Linked DNA regions of Mus musculus: region 2 is linked to region 1. A link is a loop called in an ENCODE intact Hi-C map of the cell type or tissue named here. Cell type or tissue: left cerebral cortex. All regions are shown on one strand. Links, peaks and the distances in the headings refer to the core of each region. The heading gives the core; the rest is flanking DNA.

Evidence for each region. Peaks named below come from ENCODE experiments on the same cell type or tissue, not always from the same donor. Only the 100,000 strongest peaks of a DNase experiment are listed, where the experiment ranks them.
Region 2: a loop joins it to region 1, with 1.9 times the contacts of the local background. A loop is called at or near these places in 5 of 42 quality-filtered maps.

Annotation. Positions count from the first base shown.
Region 1 is chr11:88,095,057-88,103,014 of GRCm38, forward strand. Cuedc1 (CUE domain containing 1) reads left to right here and starts at 4,090. Exons shown (of 11, transcript NM_198013.3): 1 at 4,090-4,287. It overlaps 2210416O15Rik (RIKEN cDNA 2210416O15 gene), which reads left to right and starts at 3,002. Exons shown (of 4, transcript NR_045499.1): 1 at 3,002-3,072; 2 at 3,159-3,261; 3 at 3,613-3,696; 4 at 3,806-5,051. In left cerebral cortex, for the core only: a CTCF peak has its summit at 4,113; DNase peaks (open chromatin) are centred at 2,365, 3,711, 4,155 and 4,808; H3K4me3 peaks cover 1,798 bases; H3K27ac peaks cover 2,101 bases.
Region 2 is chr11:88,142,640-88,150,597 of GRCm38, forward strand. The region is part of intron 1 of Cuedc1 (CUE domain containing 1); the gene reads left to right. Among named protein-coding and RNA genes, the nearest start is that of Cuedc1, 47 kb to the left of the region's middle. In left cerebral cortex, for the core only: no CTCF peak of the experiment used is centred there; DNase peaks (open chromatin) are centred at 3,819, 4,170 and 6,449; H3K27ac peaks cover 1,118 bases.

The DNA.
Region 1 (7,958 bases), core at 1,594-6,593:
GAGAAGTCTGAGGGGAGAGGATGCATGCTAGCCTTTCTTCCTTTCTGAGTAGGTATCACTGCTGTGGAGCTCAGACATCGGCATCACAGGCCTGTCAATATGGCTTCACTCTCACCAGAGATCTTGGTGCATGTCCTCAGGACTACGGTGGCATCGCACTTCTGGGTCTGAGCAACTCCTGGGTTCTCGGTTTCTCCAGCATACAGACCACCATTTCTGGATTACCTAGTTCCTATCATGTGAATCAGCCTAATAAATCCCCTTTAACTTTTTTGATTATTTTTATCTTACTTTTATTTTTTTTTTTATGTTTTCAAGACAGTGTCTCTCTGGGTAGCCCTGGCGGTCCTAGAACTCACTCTGTAGACCAGAGTGGCCTCAACTCAGAGATCCACCTGCCTCTGCCTCCCACTTCTGGGTTTAAAGGTGTGAACCACCACCCTCTGCCAGTAAATCCTCTTCTATGATATGTTATGTAATATATAATAATACATATACATGTTTTGTTGGCCCCGTGCCTCCGTGCTCACCTTCTCACACTGTAGGCCACAGCCCCAGATTGGGTTGCATAACTGAATGCGAAGGTTACACAATTTTTGGAAATAGTAAAAGGTTTCTGAATGCAGTGACCCAAAATTAATTTGAAATCAAACACTCAATGAACCTGAGCCTTTTCTGGCAGCATTCACGCGTGTCGTATCCACGCTTCAACAGAGACTTTGTTCTGAACATACAACACACACATTTCACATCACCAATATCACCGCAGAAAACAAAAAAACAAAAACAAAATCCAGCTAATACACCCAGAATCACATTGGCTGGAATTCAAGAATATTTATTATACATTAAGAGTTGCATTCTGCCGGGCAGTGGTGGCGCACGCCTTTAATCCCAGTACTCGGAAGGCAGAGGCAGGCAGATTTCTGAGTTCGAGGCCAGCCTGGTCTACAGAGTGAGTTCCAGGACAGCCAGGGCTGTACAGAGAAACCCTGTCTCGGGGGAAAAAAAAAAAAAGAGTTGCATTCTTTATATGCAAAGTTTCCTGTTTTTTTTTTTTTTAAATAGAATCAAAGTAGTTTAATTATAGAAAACAAAGAGTTTTAATTTGTCACTCCCAAGAATGGATCAAATCACTGTTATTTGTTAGAGTGTTTGATTTTTTAAAAAAATTGCTGTTGGAGGTTGCTGACTTGACTTTCATAGACAGTATTAAATGAAACTAGGCATAGTGGCAGCGGCCTTTAATCCCAGCACTCATTGGGCATATGTGGGTGGATCCCTGGGAGTTTGAGATAGGTCTGGTCTACACAGTGAATTTCAGAACAGCCAGTGTTATGTAGTTGAGATCCTGTCTCAAGAAATATTAAGTGGATTTTTGCTTGGGATTAGAACAGATTCCAGAAATTTTTGAAATGGCCCTAAACATACCTTGCCAACTTGTACTCTGTGTTAAACATCACTGGATGCTCTTCCAGAGGACCTGGGTTTGATTCTCAGCATCCACATGATGGCTCACAACCATCTGTAACTCCAGTTCCAGGGGATCTGATGCCTTCTTTAGGCACACATGTGAATGCAGGCAAAACACCCAAATACATTAAATGAACTAGACCTTAATCAGCACAAGTAAGGGACCTGAGGCACAGAGAGTTAAGTGCCTGGCCCCAAAGTCATGTAGCAGGTTGAAGAAGTCCTAAAGTTTGGTGCCCACTGAAAACTATTAACCTCTGTGAACACATCCTAGGACCTAGTTTGTTGGAAGAGCAGGAAGGAATTGGGTGCTAGAGAAGGCTACTGAAGAAGCGTGGGGGTTGTTGGGGAAACCTTGTAGGATGGGCAATCTGTGGGGTGGGAGAAATTTCAAAGAAGCCTTAAAAGCACCTGGGGTTGTATCAGAGCCAAGAAGTGGGGTAAGCAGGAGGTTCATGGGTTTAGACAACCAGGTTCCTGCCAGGGCCTCCCACAGAGTGTAGCTCCTGGGATGACTGGGGAAGAAGGCCAGACCGCAGGAAAGAAAAGCTAGAATGAGGCTGGAACAAGTAAGAGATATGCGTCTCCATTTTAGAGGAAGTCTACTTCGGATGAGATGACATTACTAGGGCGATGGCTTGCGGGCAGGGCAGGATCAGGACAGGATTAGTTTAAAAGGGGGCATCTTGAAGTGTTGGTAGGCTTGAAGCAGAAAGGGGACGGTGGAAAGAAAGAACGGATTGGAGTTCTCTGAAGCAGGCAGGAAGTTTGGCTAGAGAGCAGGACGGGTCTCTCACCAGCTGTGGAGAGCAGAGCACAGGGGCTGGAGCCAGGCAGCAGCTGTGGGAAGAAGTAGGGGAAAGGGAAGGAAGGATGGCTACAGCTGGAGAGCAACAGAATACCCAGGAAGAGGGAGGGCAGGGACTGAGCTGGTTAGCCTCTGTGCCAAGAGGTGGCGTTTAGATGAGGGAGGAATGGTTTTGAGTTTGTTGTTAGCCTCCATGAGATCTCCAAGGGACCTGATGCTGGAGACCTGAGGCAGGCAGCAGATAAGAGGGGCTGGGTTGCAAGAGAACCTAACCTGAGCCTCTAGGTGCTCAGAGCAGCAGTAGGGGAGAGTGAAGTTGCTCTGGGTATGAGAAGCAGGGGTGGAGGTGGGGGTGGGGGTGTAGGGAGGCAGGACTGGGAAGCTGCTTCCGGAATCGACCCCAAAGGAGGACATTGAAAAGCTCACAGACAGGCTACTTCAAGGGTGACAATCACAGCGACTAGCTGGCTTTGCTAACGACTTGAATGAAAATACATTTCATAAGCATCCTAGAGGCACGCACAAACAGGAAAATCTCCAGATTGGTAGCCCCCACCCCAACCCCAAGTCCTGAAATGTCAAAGTGACTGGGACAGATTAGAGAAAGATTCTGCCAATAAGCAGAAAAGTGACAGGTGAAGTTAACACTACAGTATAAAGTGACAAACTCGATACCATCATCTAGGCTTTACTGGCCGAGAGGATAAATCCTGAGCGCTTGGTGACATCTCAGTCAGCAGCCACATCGGAGGACTTCAGAGTCAGAATTTTTCACGTGGGGTCCTGATAGTGTGAGGGTTCCCGGAAGCCGGGTGAAGGGGCATGGGCAGAGGGGCCGAAGGGAACAAGGGATTCTCAGAGGTGGGGTTTCTCCCAGGGTATCCTCAGATTCCACCTCGCTGAAGAAATTACCCTTGACAAGCAAAGGATGGAGACTCTGGGGCCTTGGTTTGTGATTTTCACCATCAGATGTCTCTTGGGTGAGCATGCCCAGACTTCTCAGCAAAGATTGTAAGTCTTCGGAAGAGGAGAGGGCTGTGTGCAGGGCTCCACACACAAATGGGCAGGCTCTTCCATCATTCCCTCTGTTCCCTTTTCTCATCTCCAAATTAGTGCACAAAACCAAACCACTTGGAAAATTAACCAGTTGATCGACCGTTTATTAAAACGTTTGTGGAATCCCTTATCGAGGCTCAGAAGCCTTTGAAGTAATGGCGAATGCTGGGTGGAGATAAGATGTTAGTGGGTGGTAACTTTGATTTTCCTAATCAACTTCACGATTTCCTCTGGCCTCAATATTACATTTTATTTCCTGAACTCTAACTCCGCAGAGCTGCCACTTTCCCACACTCCTGATGTCCCCAAGCCCAGAGAGGTTCGTGCATCTTCTACAGCCCTCACTAGTGGCTCCTCGTGTATGTCTGCAAACTCTCAGGTCAGCCTTGCATTTAGGTCCCCCTCTTTCCCAAATTTCCCACGTCTCAGGTCTCCTTGCTTTAACAACCCCTTAAGGTGCTTCCCAAGTCGGCAGAGCCCAAGCGCATCACACCGGGCCATAAAGGGAAGATCACAAGTCCTCAAGAGGAGCGGTCTGTGCAGGAATGCACAGAGGAGACTGTCCCAGTGTCCTCAGAGGCCCCTTGCCCCTTATCCCTCTCCCCTTGCCCCGTATCCTGCGCAACCGCATTGGCCTCGGGATCCCTATTCCTGCTTCCAGTCCTGGGGAGAGGGTCTGGGGGTGTCGCAGCCTGAGCCCCGCCGCGCGCGCAGCCCCGCTCCTCCCCGCGCGCCCCACTTGTGGCCCCGCCGGCAGCTTCGCAGGGACAGCTGCATTTCTCGCCGCCCGCCGCTAGGAAGCCGGCCTCGCCTCGCTTTCTCCGCCTCCCGGCGCCCAGCCGCGCCGCCGCGCCACCAAGCCGGGCTGCCGCTGCCGCCGCGGGACCGCGCCCCTCCCCCGCCGCCCGACCCCAGCGGCCCCGCGGGAGCGGACGCGCGTGCGGTGCTCGGTAAGACCCCGATTCGCTCTCGCCGCCCCTAGCGCGAGCTCGCGGGCGCCGCGCTCCACCCCGGCCCGGTGGCCCCACCTTCCCCGGGAGCATCGCCGAGGCGCGGCCGCGAGGGCCGGGCCGTCGCGAGTTTGAGTCCTCGCGCGGTGGCCAAGGCTGCCCGGGAGCCCGCGGCAGGTCCCCGGCCGCCCTCCCTCCGCCGCTGCCCGCCTCGTTCCTGGTCCTGGGCACAGGGAGCGTGCGGAGGATCCCGGGGCCGCGATCCGAGGGGTGGTCGCCGGCCAGCCGGCGCCGCGAGGAAGGGACGCGAGGCCTTGGGGAGCCTGCTCAACCCGGGTCTCTCTGCTCCCCGGTTCCCCGCTTTGTGTGGACACCCTCCCGGCTTCGCCCGGGCTTGGGGGCGCAGCCTGAATGGCGATGGCGAGGCGGGGGCCTGGGTTGGGAGCTGAACTCCTTTTAGGGGGAGGGGAGAATCGTTTCCTGCTCCCGCCGTGGTCACCGGTCGGTTCAGCCTTTTCTGGTCCCACCCGGTCCCCTGGGAGCTGCGTCTCTCCGCGACCCGGCTGGAGAAAGTTCAGAATGCGCTGTCCCCGCCCCTGCTCCCCCGCCCCTCGAACTCTGAGTGCCTGGGGCGCTGAGCTCCAGGGGGCCGGGGCTTGCCTTTATTCCTTCAGCGCTCTTGGGTTTCTCTCTGAATGGTTGGTGGCTTGCCACCCCAGCATGGGCTTGTCCATTTTCTTTCCTTAATAAAAAGTTTCAGCTTCAAGAAATTCATACTGCTATTAAATTCCTGGAGAGGGTGTTTTAAGGAAGAGAGATTTTTAGATTTCCTTTATTTGTTTGTTTATTTACTTATTGTAAGAATAGAGGGTGGGGGTGGATAATTGGGAAGATAGTGATGAGATACCCTAGAGGTGACGTCGGATAGAAGACCATGTGCCTTGGTCACCACCTGGTCCTCAGTAGCCTGAAACCCAGGAAATACACCTTGCAACACCCTGAGCCACCTGGCCCAGGAGAAGGGGTTCTGGAGTTGCTCTGGCCCTCCCAGCCCTAAGGTTCTTTACAGACCTATGGAGTTAACTATGTATGCTGTTTGAAGGCAGTGTGTGATACTAGGAGTCTCCTTATCTTATAGATGTCATCTCATTATGAAGTTTGGCTCCTGCTGGATCGAATGTGAAGTGGGACCTCCGTTTAAATGGAGGGATGGTACCTTTCTTTATGTAGCTTGGCTTGGGCCACCAGAGGTTCATCCAGAAGGTTGGATTGGAAATCACCCGTCCACACTCTCTTGCTGGATGGAGCAGGAGACAAGGAAACAGCTGGGTACAGTCTTGAAAAGCAGAGGCTCTGGGCAGTTAGGGTAGCTCAGGGTTGGTGAGAGATGGAGAAGGCCAAGTCTCAGAGTTAGACCAAGGGCCTCTTTGGGATCTGGTGAAAGCTATACCCTAACCACACTGCCCCAACATGCACAGGTGCTGGAGCATTCCTGTGCACTGCCAGGGGGCATAATATGTCCCCTTGGTGCTAGGGTTCTAATTAAGACCCCTATATTAAGAGTTTTCCGTCTAATTCAGGCCTTTTGGAGCAGATTCCAACTTTGTGGCTAGTTAGTAGATAATCCCAGGGGGCCCAAAGTAGAAATGCTGTGAGGTTCTTTCTCATGCCACTTTGAACTTGTGGCCATGGAGACCTGGAAGCTCTGGCCCAGCTCCCAGCTCCCTCCAGTTAGCTAGAGGGCAGGGGCAATTGAGGTGGCCATTCTCCCAGGACTAAGTTTGCTGTCTGTTTGGTGGGGAGGCCCTAGGTACCGTGTTAGGGCCACAGGGCTATTGAATGAAGGGGAAACAAAAGGATAAGTGTGGGTGAGTATAGGAGACGTTTTCAGGAGCCCCTGTTTGTCTTAGGGACACGAGGGGCCTCGTGGAGAGCATTCGTAAGTATGGAAGAAGAGTCTTCTTGGGGAGCCTTGGAGCAGATTTTCCCAAGAAAACAGTCAGGGTAATTTGCAGTTCTTTTCATTTCTTGAGACTTCAGAACACAAATGGAGGACAGACAAGCCACTGAGGCTCATTGCCTGTACAGTTCCAGAGACGGTGGTTCTGCTATTCTTACCCATAATGCTCTGGATGCTGGGCTGTTGGGATGCTGTGCAGGTGTCTGCTTGAGATCTGGAGGAGCCCAGGATCTTCCATGTCAGACTTCTCTGCCTCAGTACTCAGAAGTCTTCCTTAGGCTCACGCCACCTCTGATGGACCAGAGGCCCCCCCCCCTTTTTTTTTTTTTTTGGTTTTTCAAGACAGGGTTTCTCTGTGTAGCCCTGGCTGTCCTGGAACTCACTTTGTAGACCAGGCTGGACTCGAACTCAGAAATCCACCTGCCTCTGCCTCCCAAGTGCTGGGATTAAAGGCATGTGCCACCACCACCCGGATTTTGAATGTCCTTTTAATGAGGCCACTAATATTGTCTTTAAAGCCAGTCACAAACAGTAAATGCAGAAACCAGGCTTGGAAGTAGACCTCCCGTCTCATAAAACGCAACAATGGCGGTCTTGGTTTGAGTGTGGTAAGAAGTTCTGACTCCAGGGATCTAACCTGCAGCCTGCTGCAACCCGTGCCATCCAGCGCATGGGGAGTTCTCTTTAGCCAGTGAGTGTGTGTGTGGCTTGGTGTGCAGAACCATCCATTGTTTCCTTCAGAGTTCCCTAAAGTCACCCTGCTGTTACTAAGCAACAGAGCTGAGAATTTCTCAGAGCCTTGGGCTCACCTCTGACCAGGCAAGGTGAGCAGGAGCAGGAGGTGTCTGGGGTTTGCTGGCTCCTGCCATTATGACAAGTAACAGTTAGGTCTGAGGACCCAAAATGACGGTGGTCTAGCGGTCCCTGATATGGGAGTTGGAAGATGTCTTGGTGGCAAGCAAGGCTCTTGTGGCAGGGTCCACCTTGCCTTGTGTCTGGGATTTACCTTCCTGCTGAAACTCTCTCTGGCTGCCACATATTGGTGGGTAGACTCGAGATGTGAGTTGCCTTGGCTGCTCTGCTGTTTGTTGAATCCTCTCTGCTTCCAACCACCCATGTAATAAAGCAGCTAAAGTTCTCATCTTCAAAAGAGGTCACGAGGCCGGGATGCAGCCCAGTTGGTAGAGTGTCAATGTACTTTCCTAGCAGGCACAAAACCCAAGGTTCAATCCCCAACATCCTCTAAACTGGGTATGGTGGCATAAGCTTGTCATCCAAGCCTGGGGACGTGGAGGCGGAGGGCTCAGAAGTTCAAGGTCATCCTTGGCTACATAGAGAGCTTGAGGCCTGCCTGGGTTATGTTAGACCCTGCCTCAAAAAAAAAAAAAAAAAAAAACAACCTAAAAATAAAACTATTCATAAACATAGCTAGGAGGTGGTGGCTCACACCTTTAATCCCAGCACTCAGGAAGCAGAGGCAGGTGGATCTTCAGGTTCAAGGCCAGCCTGGTCTACAGAGTGAGTTTCAGGGCAGCCAGGGCTACACAGAGAAACCCTGTTTTGAAAAACCAAACCCAAACCTCAAACACCCAAACCAAACCAAACCAAACCAAACCAAACCAAACCAAACCAAACCAAACCATAAACCTATTCCTAAACAATAGATGGAGGAATTGCTTGGGAACACAACTCTCTTCTTAAAGAAAACATG
Region 2 (7,958 bases), core at 1,876-6,875, 48 kb after region 1:
GCTGATGGGTACCCACACCTGCGTCTCAGGCCAGGCAGGGGTGTGTGTGTGTGTGTGTGTGTGTGTGTGTCAGTCTCAGGGGCTGCGGGTGGCAACACTTGGGAGAATTCTTCAGAGTGTTTTCTATAGACTTCTACCGTAACTCATGTTCTGTAATGCTTGGTCTCTGTGAAAAAAAAAAGAGAGAGATTTTTTTTTTCCTAATGCATTTCAAATGCTATTTACATATTAGTTTATTTACCACCTTTCTTTGGCTAGGTATTTTTGTGGTGGTGTTGGGGATCAAATCCAGGAGGGCTTCATGAACTGCAGGCTCAGGGAGGGGTGGGGCAGGGACCCTACCTAGAGGAAGCTTCTTCTTCAACAGGCAAATTGTAAGGACAAAAAGAGATCGGGGAGAAGCAGCAAATTAAAGTGGACTTAAAAATAAGCAATGGAGTTGGTCGGACGTGGTGCACCCAGCACATGGTAATCCCAGCACTAACACAGCAGAGACAGGAGGACTGTGTGTTCAAGACCAGCCTTTAACTATATATGGAGTGAAAAGCTAGCCTGGGCTAAAGGTGACCCTGTGTCAAGCAAGCTTGTAAGCAGACAAACAAATAGGCAAGGCAACCAGTTCTCTCCCTACACCTTCCCCACAGGAAAGGAATACACTAACGGACAGAGTAAAGTCCTCTGCCCTGGGAAGCACCCTTGACAGACAATGGCAGGGATGGCAGCAGCCAAGGTGCGGTGCACGCAGAGGGTTCCGGCGCAGCCGCAATTCCATTAGGATTGGAGTTACAGATAGGTAGTTGTGAGCCACTTGTGTGGGTGCTGGGAATCAAACGAGGGTCCTCTGGAAGAGCAGCCGGTGCTCTTGGCCACTGAGCTGTTTCTTCAGCTCCCACAGTTGTGTTTGATGTGGGTAGTTACAAGGTGTTTGCTGCATGATAATTCATTACGCTTATATGGTTTTTTTTTTTGTTGTTGTTGTTGTTTTTCAGTTTTCGGTATCTATTTAATTTTTTCAAGGGTGAGGGGCTGGCAGGTTGGCTCACAGGCTGGCAAAAACTCAGAAGGCGTTGCCACCAAGCCTGACCACATGAGTTTGATTCCCCCAAACCACATAGTGGGAGAAAACCGACTAAAACGAATTGTTCTCTGACATCCACATGCATTCCGTGGCACATGTACATTGCTTTTAAAGCTGGGGGCAGGGATGTAGCTCAGAGCTTGCCTAACCTGCACAAAGCCTTGGGTTTGAACCCCAGCATCACGTAAACCGACTGTCTTACTTAGTACAGACCTCTGATTCGAGCACTTGGAAAGTGGAGGCAGGGGGATCAAAAATCTCAGTGGCATTGTGAGTTCCTGAGATCTCACGGGCTACTTGAGATCCTGCCTCGATTTCCAGCCTCCAGAAAAAAGGGATTTGAAAAAGAAGCCTACTCGGGATGCATGAACAGGCAGACTCGCAGGGTCTCTATCTTCCCTTGTTCCAATATTTAGTATAGTGTCTCTTCAGCCTCAGCCCGAAATCTAGTCCAGCATGAAATATGCAGATTTATTCGTCAGCTGGATTGACTTCCAGGGCTAAGCTGAGACCAGCTGGGGAGAAAAGGTGCTGTCCGAGGACTGTGCATTGACTCAAATGGAGAAGTTCTCAAGGAGGCTGGTTAAATGAGGGTGGTAATGGCTGGGGTGTAGACCACTGAAAGGTGATGATGAGGAGGAGAGGGGGGAGGAGGGGGAGGAGGAAGGAGGAGGAGGATAGAAGTGTACACGTGTGCTTTGCATGGATGGAAGAGGCTCAGTCACTCCCTCCCATTTCCTTCAGTCTCCCTCTCCCTTCCTCTTCTCTGGTCAAAATATAGGACAACATACAGAGTTTTAAACATAGAGTTTAACAGAGAGTTGTTAAAAACCTCTTTATCTTCATTTACTTCTTCTGATCATAGGTTCCTTGGGGTGTGTGTGTGTGTGTGTGTGTGTGTGTGTGTGTGTGTGTGTGTGTATGTGTGATCTTTCTTAAGCACATGCCCCACAGTCATCCTCCTGCCCCAACTTTCCACTTTCTCTTTTCTTCCTATTGCACTGGAAAAGGCAGAGCCATGCCCAGATGCTCCCAGGAGAGGGACAGTGGGGGACTCTTGATGGTCCTAAGACATGACCCCCACACCCGCCTACCTGCCTACCTAAGGCTAGCTGAGTCTCACACTTCCTCCGGGCTTCTGCTTCCCTCTGCCTAGGTGGAAGGTTCCCTAGGAGCCAGCCAAAGTTTTGATCTGAGGAGGCAGGGGTCACCAGCGGTGGAAAGACACAGATGACATCTTTTGGAGATGACTAGCCATAGTCCCCTGTCTGCTCTCATAATTGGGATGGATCACTTGCAGGTAGAGTAAATCGAGGCTTTGTCCAGGAGCTGGACCTGCCTCTGGGTTGCAGGGCTGCCTGATGGCCTGACATATGTGCTGTTCATCATGATAGCCGTTATCCACAGGAATGTCAGTGCAGTGTGAGGACCAGAGTTCTTAGACAATAAATGCTGCGAGGTAGGAATCCCAGAGCTTGGGAGGCAGAGACATGGAATCCCCAGAGTGCGTGTGCTGCCTGGGTAGATGCTGAACCAGCAAGCTGTGGGTGCCATTGAGAGAACTTACTGTAATATGTAAAGTGGAGAGTGTACACAGAAGCACGTGACATCAACCGTGGGCCTCCCCAGGCATGTGCACACATGTGAGCTTACACACACACACACACACACACACACACACACACACACACACACAGGAAAGCGAGCATGGCAGGAAGTGGTTTGTGCACTGAGGAAGTGCAGATATGATCTTATTTAGTTTAAATTTAAATAAAAATGTCTTATTGCCACACATGACTAGTGACTACCTTTTTGTGAAGGAAAGTTCTAGAAGTGGGTTTCTTAGAAGGCCATAGGGTCATGCCAGAAATCTTTCAAACCTGTTTGCCCTCCCCTTATGCACTCTTGCACATGCATGTATACACACGGGGGGCTTGTGCACACGCTCGAGATTACGCACACACAAGAACCAATGCTACCTGGCAACAGGATGCTCTAGATGCCATGTCATTGTATAAAAGTTCACTGTTGAAATCTTATCTCGAGTGAAGCAGAGCTACCATTGACCACAAGTGCCCCCACCTCCACCGGACTTCTTCTTGTCCTTGTGTGACAGAGATAAGCAAGCAGGAAACCATGCTCCAGCAAGTCTGCCTTGGGCAATCCCAGGCCTCAGAGCATGACATCCCATTCAGGCAAGCCCAGGCTCCCTTACACATCCCCTCTAGGAAAGGGGAACCAGCATCCATTTATGATCGGTGACGGGTGCACGTGTGTGCAGCCCAGCCATGAGAGTGCACAGCCCCACTGGCTGTTTGCTGCCATTTCTTATTGAGGATCCAAAGTTCTGGCCTTAAGTAAGAGAGATTTTGATCTTTTGCAAGACACTACCATGTTTTATAGACGTGTGCACGGGGTACAGATGAGCCCGCTTTTGATGGTTCTACCTTGGACTTTCCAAGTTCATGATGGAATGAATGTGTACCCGTGCAGCAGGTCTGTGTCTTACTTTCAGTGTGGCATTCAACACGTTACACGAGCTTGTCAACGATCAGTATAAAGCAGGCTTTGTGTCAGATTTCTGTGCCCAGCTGTAGGCTAACATAAGTATTCAGAGCTCATTCAAGGCATGTAGCGCTATGGTATCTGGAAGGTAGGTGTATGGAATGCGTTTATGACTGATGATATTTCCAGTCCACAGTGGGTTTCTCAGGATGAGGCTCCAGCAGCAAGGAGCATCTGTATTTACCAGATGGGTCTTTTCTCTTAGTTTCCACCCCCACTTTCCCACGCCTAGAGCCTGGAAGCATTCTGCCATCCTTGTCCTCTGAGTGAGTGGTCTGTGCCTACCACGGCAGCCTCTAGCTTGATGCCCCTGGTTCTCTCAGGCTAGGCTGTTGGCCCTTTACTTCCGACACCAGATTCTCCCTCCGTCCAAGGCTCCCAGATACATGCCTCCTTTTCTTGCACACAAACTTGAAATCTCCCAGGATATCACATCCCATCAATTTCAAATGTCCAGGAAGTAACCCTGCATGCACTTCTGTCTCCCCCCAGCCCAGTGGCATGTACGACTCTGCAGGCCATGGGAAGAGTCCTCATCAACAGGAGTGCCATTGTATCCCAGCCTACTCTGCGCAGATGGCGACAGAGCTCCTCTGTGCTAGCCAGGATTTCCTGTGTGCTGATTGCTGTCTGAATGTCCCAAGTAGTGCTCCCTTGTGTGCCTGCTTCCCAGTCCTCTAAAACCTACACCTCATTCTACCCAAGGATACAGGATGCACCTCTCTCTCTCTCTCTCTGTGTGTTTGTGTGTGTGCGCGCAAAATATATATAATATAACTGTCATCATTTAACCTTAAAAATTAAATTATATTGATTCAGTGTGTGTGTGTCCCCAAAAGTGTGTGGAGATCAGAGGACAACTTACGAGTCAGTTGTCTCCTTCTGTTATGTGGATCCTAAGATCAAATTCAAATAGACAGACTTGGCTATTTCCCAAGAATATGTAGTCCCCCCGAAACGTCACTCTGGGCCCTTGGTTGGTTGGTTGGTTGGTTGGTTGGTTGGTTGGTTGGGGCTGAGTTATGTCTCATGTAGCCTAGGCCGGCCTCCAACCTGCCATGCAGCTGAGGATGACCTAGAACCTCTGGCCCTCCTGCACACGTCCTGTGCACTGAGATGACAGGTGTGTATCATTACAGATGGTTTGAACAGTGCTGGGAATAAACCCAGGGCTTCATGCGTGTGGCACACTGAGTTACACCCCCAGCTCCGTAACCATTTTCTAAGGCCCAGCTCTATGGCATTTAGTGCATTCCCTCTGTTGTGCAATCATCACCGCTGTCCATTTATAGAACCTTATCATTATCCAGAGAGCTGTGCACAGTAGATAACTCCCCAGTCCCCGAGACCCGGAAAACCTCTGATCTTGCCTGTTTTGGGTGTCTCATGGGAGACAAACCATATACTGTGTGTCCTTCAGGTCTGGCTTATTTAATTTAACATATTTTCAAGGTTCATTCATATTATAGCATATATCAGAATCTCTCTCTAGTTGAGTAATGTTCCATTGTTGTTGTTGTTGTTGTTGTATGTGTGTGTGTGAGTGTGTGTGCTACCCTTTGCTTATTCATTTGATGGACACTTGAGTTATTTCAGCCTGTAGGCTATTACGGGCAGTGCTTCTATCTATATTGGGGTAATGACCTGTTTGTACTCCAGTTTCAACTCTTTTGTAAGGGTACTTATGAGCAGAATGACCGGACCACATGAGAATTCTGTTTTCCACTTTTTGAGGCTCTAGCAATCATTTTGGCACGCTGAACCTCTTTATATTCCTACTGATACTGCATTTAATATTTTAAAATCTTTTTAAACTATAGAAGTAACAGGAGGAGCCTGGTGTGATGGGGCACATCTGTGATCCCTGCTCTCACGCAGTGGAAGGAGGAGGGAGGATCAGTTCAAGGATCAGTTGAGGTTACCTTGGCTGCATGGCAAGTTTGAAGCCAGCCTGAGCTACCTGAGGATCTGTGTTAAAAATAAAACATCATGGCACATGCCTTCAATCCCAGCACTCAATCGAGGAAGAGGCAGGTGATCTCTTTGAGTCTGAGGCTAGGTCTACAAAGAGAGTTCCAGGACAGCCAGGGCTGTTATACAAAGAAACCCTGTCTCAAAACAGCAAACAAAAATTAATGAATAAACTAAAAATAAATCAAGGTGGCGGCCTTGTACCCCATCACCCGTTGCTTTTGTTAGTTGCTGCCACTGAGAGATAAGACGTGGGTGATTTCTCTGTTGGCACATGTTCTCCAGATTGCAGTCTATGTGGAGAATGCAGGGTCGGTTGAGCCTTGCACTGGAAGCCAGGATCCCAGAGCCACCTTCCCACAGTCTCAGCTTTTCCTAAATCACCCCCCACCCCCACCCCCATTGCTCTAATAAGCAGAACTGTGAGCTCCGTCTTGCTGGAGGGCCACCCACCTGGCCTGAGGAGGTTGACAGACAGGTCAGGCCACCTTCCCCTCTGGGAATACCAGGTTTCACTTCAGCAAGGAACTCAGCCAGAGTTTGTGTGTGTGTGTGTGTGGGGGGGAGCAGGCTGAGTGTGGGGGTGCATACACGTTCGAGTGCACACAAACACAAGTCCACACCAGGCTCTAGCAGTATTGGAGGAAAGGGTATTCACTATGAGAGCTTAGAGGGGCCCCAAGGCACTTAGTCCCTTCCCATGCTCAGAAAGACCTATTTAGGTCTGGCACAAAGCCACCCGGGAAGCCAAGGCCCAGCTTTTGCCAGTACCTTTCTCGGCAGAGCCCTGGGCAACTGCTGGGAGAGAGGACACAGAGGCCTGGAAAATCCATAAACGGAGTCGTCAGCCCCTGTGTCTTGGCTCCTTGACTGTTTATTGCTTCCTGCCCCGGAAAGCCCTTTACAAACACAGCCGCTTTGAGGGGGGCTGGAGGGGTGAGTGGGACCTGGTGGGTGGCCTACTGGCGCTGGGCGTCCAGAGTGCCCAAGGAACAGCATCTCTAAACAAGCCTACTGACTGTTGTCTGTCTTTGGCTGCCACCCTGTAGATTCCGGGGAGCAGGGTAGGAGGATAGGGGTGGATGAAAGGAGGGGGTGCTATCTAAGAGAGCTGAGACCCTCAGAGAAAGGCAGCGTAGCGCCCCAGAGAGTGTTTTATTTTGTCTTTGACAGAAACAGGGCCCTCACTTCTAATTTCTTTCAGGACTTCAGGGTTAAGCTCTGATGAGGTGTAGGCAGAAATAGAATGAAGACTTCACCTCCTGGGGACCTTGCAAGGTGGAGTGGGGAGTGGGGGAATGGGTGGCCATTCCCTAGGGCCTGTGACCAGCCCGAGGATTTCATGTAATCCAGGCTGGCCTCGAGCTTGTTATGTAGCATGATTGGAAGCATGCACCACCATGCCTCACATGAAACCTGTCTTCTTATTGTTTACATTGCTGTTATAAGAACAGAGGTGGGCTGGTGAGATGGCTCAGCGGTTAAGAGCGCCGACTGCTCTTCCAAAGGTCGTGAGTTCAAATCCCAGCAACCACATGGTGGCTCATAACCATCTGTAATGAAATCTGATGCCCTCTTCTGGTGTGTCTGAAGACAGCTACAGTGTACTTACATTTAATAAATAAATAAATATTAAAAAAAAATAAGAACAGAGGTTTTAACCGGGCATGGTGGCGCACGCCTTTAATCCCAGCACTTGGGAGGCAGAGGCAGGCGGATTTCTGAGTTTGAGGCCAGCCTGGTCTACAGAGTGAGTTCCAGGACAGCCAGGGCTATACAGAGAAACCCTGTCTTGAAAAAAACAAAACAAAACAAAAACAAAACAAAAAAGAGCAGAGGATATTTTGGGTTTTTTTTCTTCACTGACTTTTCTCCCTGGTAACCACATCTCTTCCCTCCCTTCCTCTTTCCTCAGAATTAACTACATCTCATGTCTTTCTTACCAGGGCTGATGGCTGAGATGTGATTCTGTGGGTTTGGTTGTTGTTTGTTTGTTAAAGGAATTTGATTATTACATTTATTTATTTATTTACTGTGTGTTCAGTGGCTGCCGGGAGGAGCGGGGAGGAGAGCAGAGGGTAAGGCTATGTATGCTCTGGCACGCCACATGCTTGGTCAGAGAACAACTTTTGGGAGTTGGGAGTTGGCTGACTCTCTTTCCTTTCACCATGTTCAAGCCTCCAGGATTGAATTTAGGTTTCCAGGCTTGGTGGCAGGTGCCTCTTTTCCCTCCCCCTCCTCTTCCCCCTCCCCTTCCCCTTCCTCTTCCTCCTCCTCTTCCTCCTCCTCCTCCTCCTCTTCCTCTTCCTCTTCTATTTCTTCTTTTTCTTCTTCTTCCTCTTCC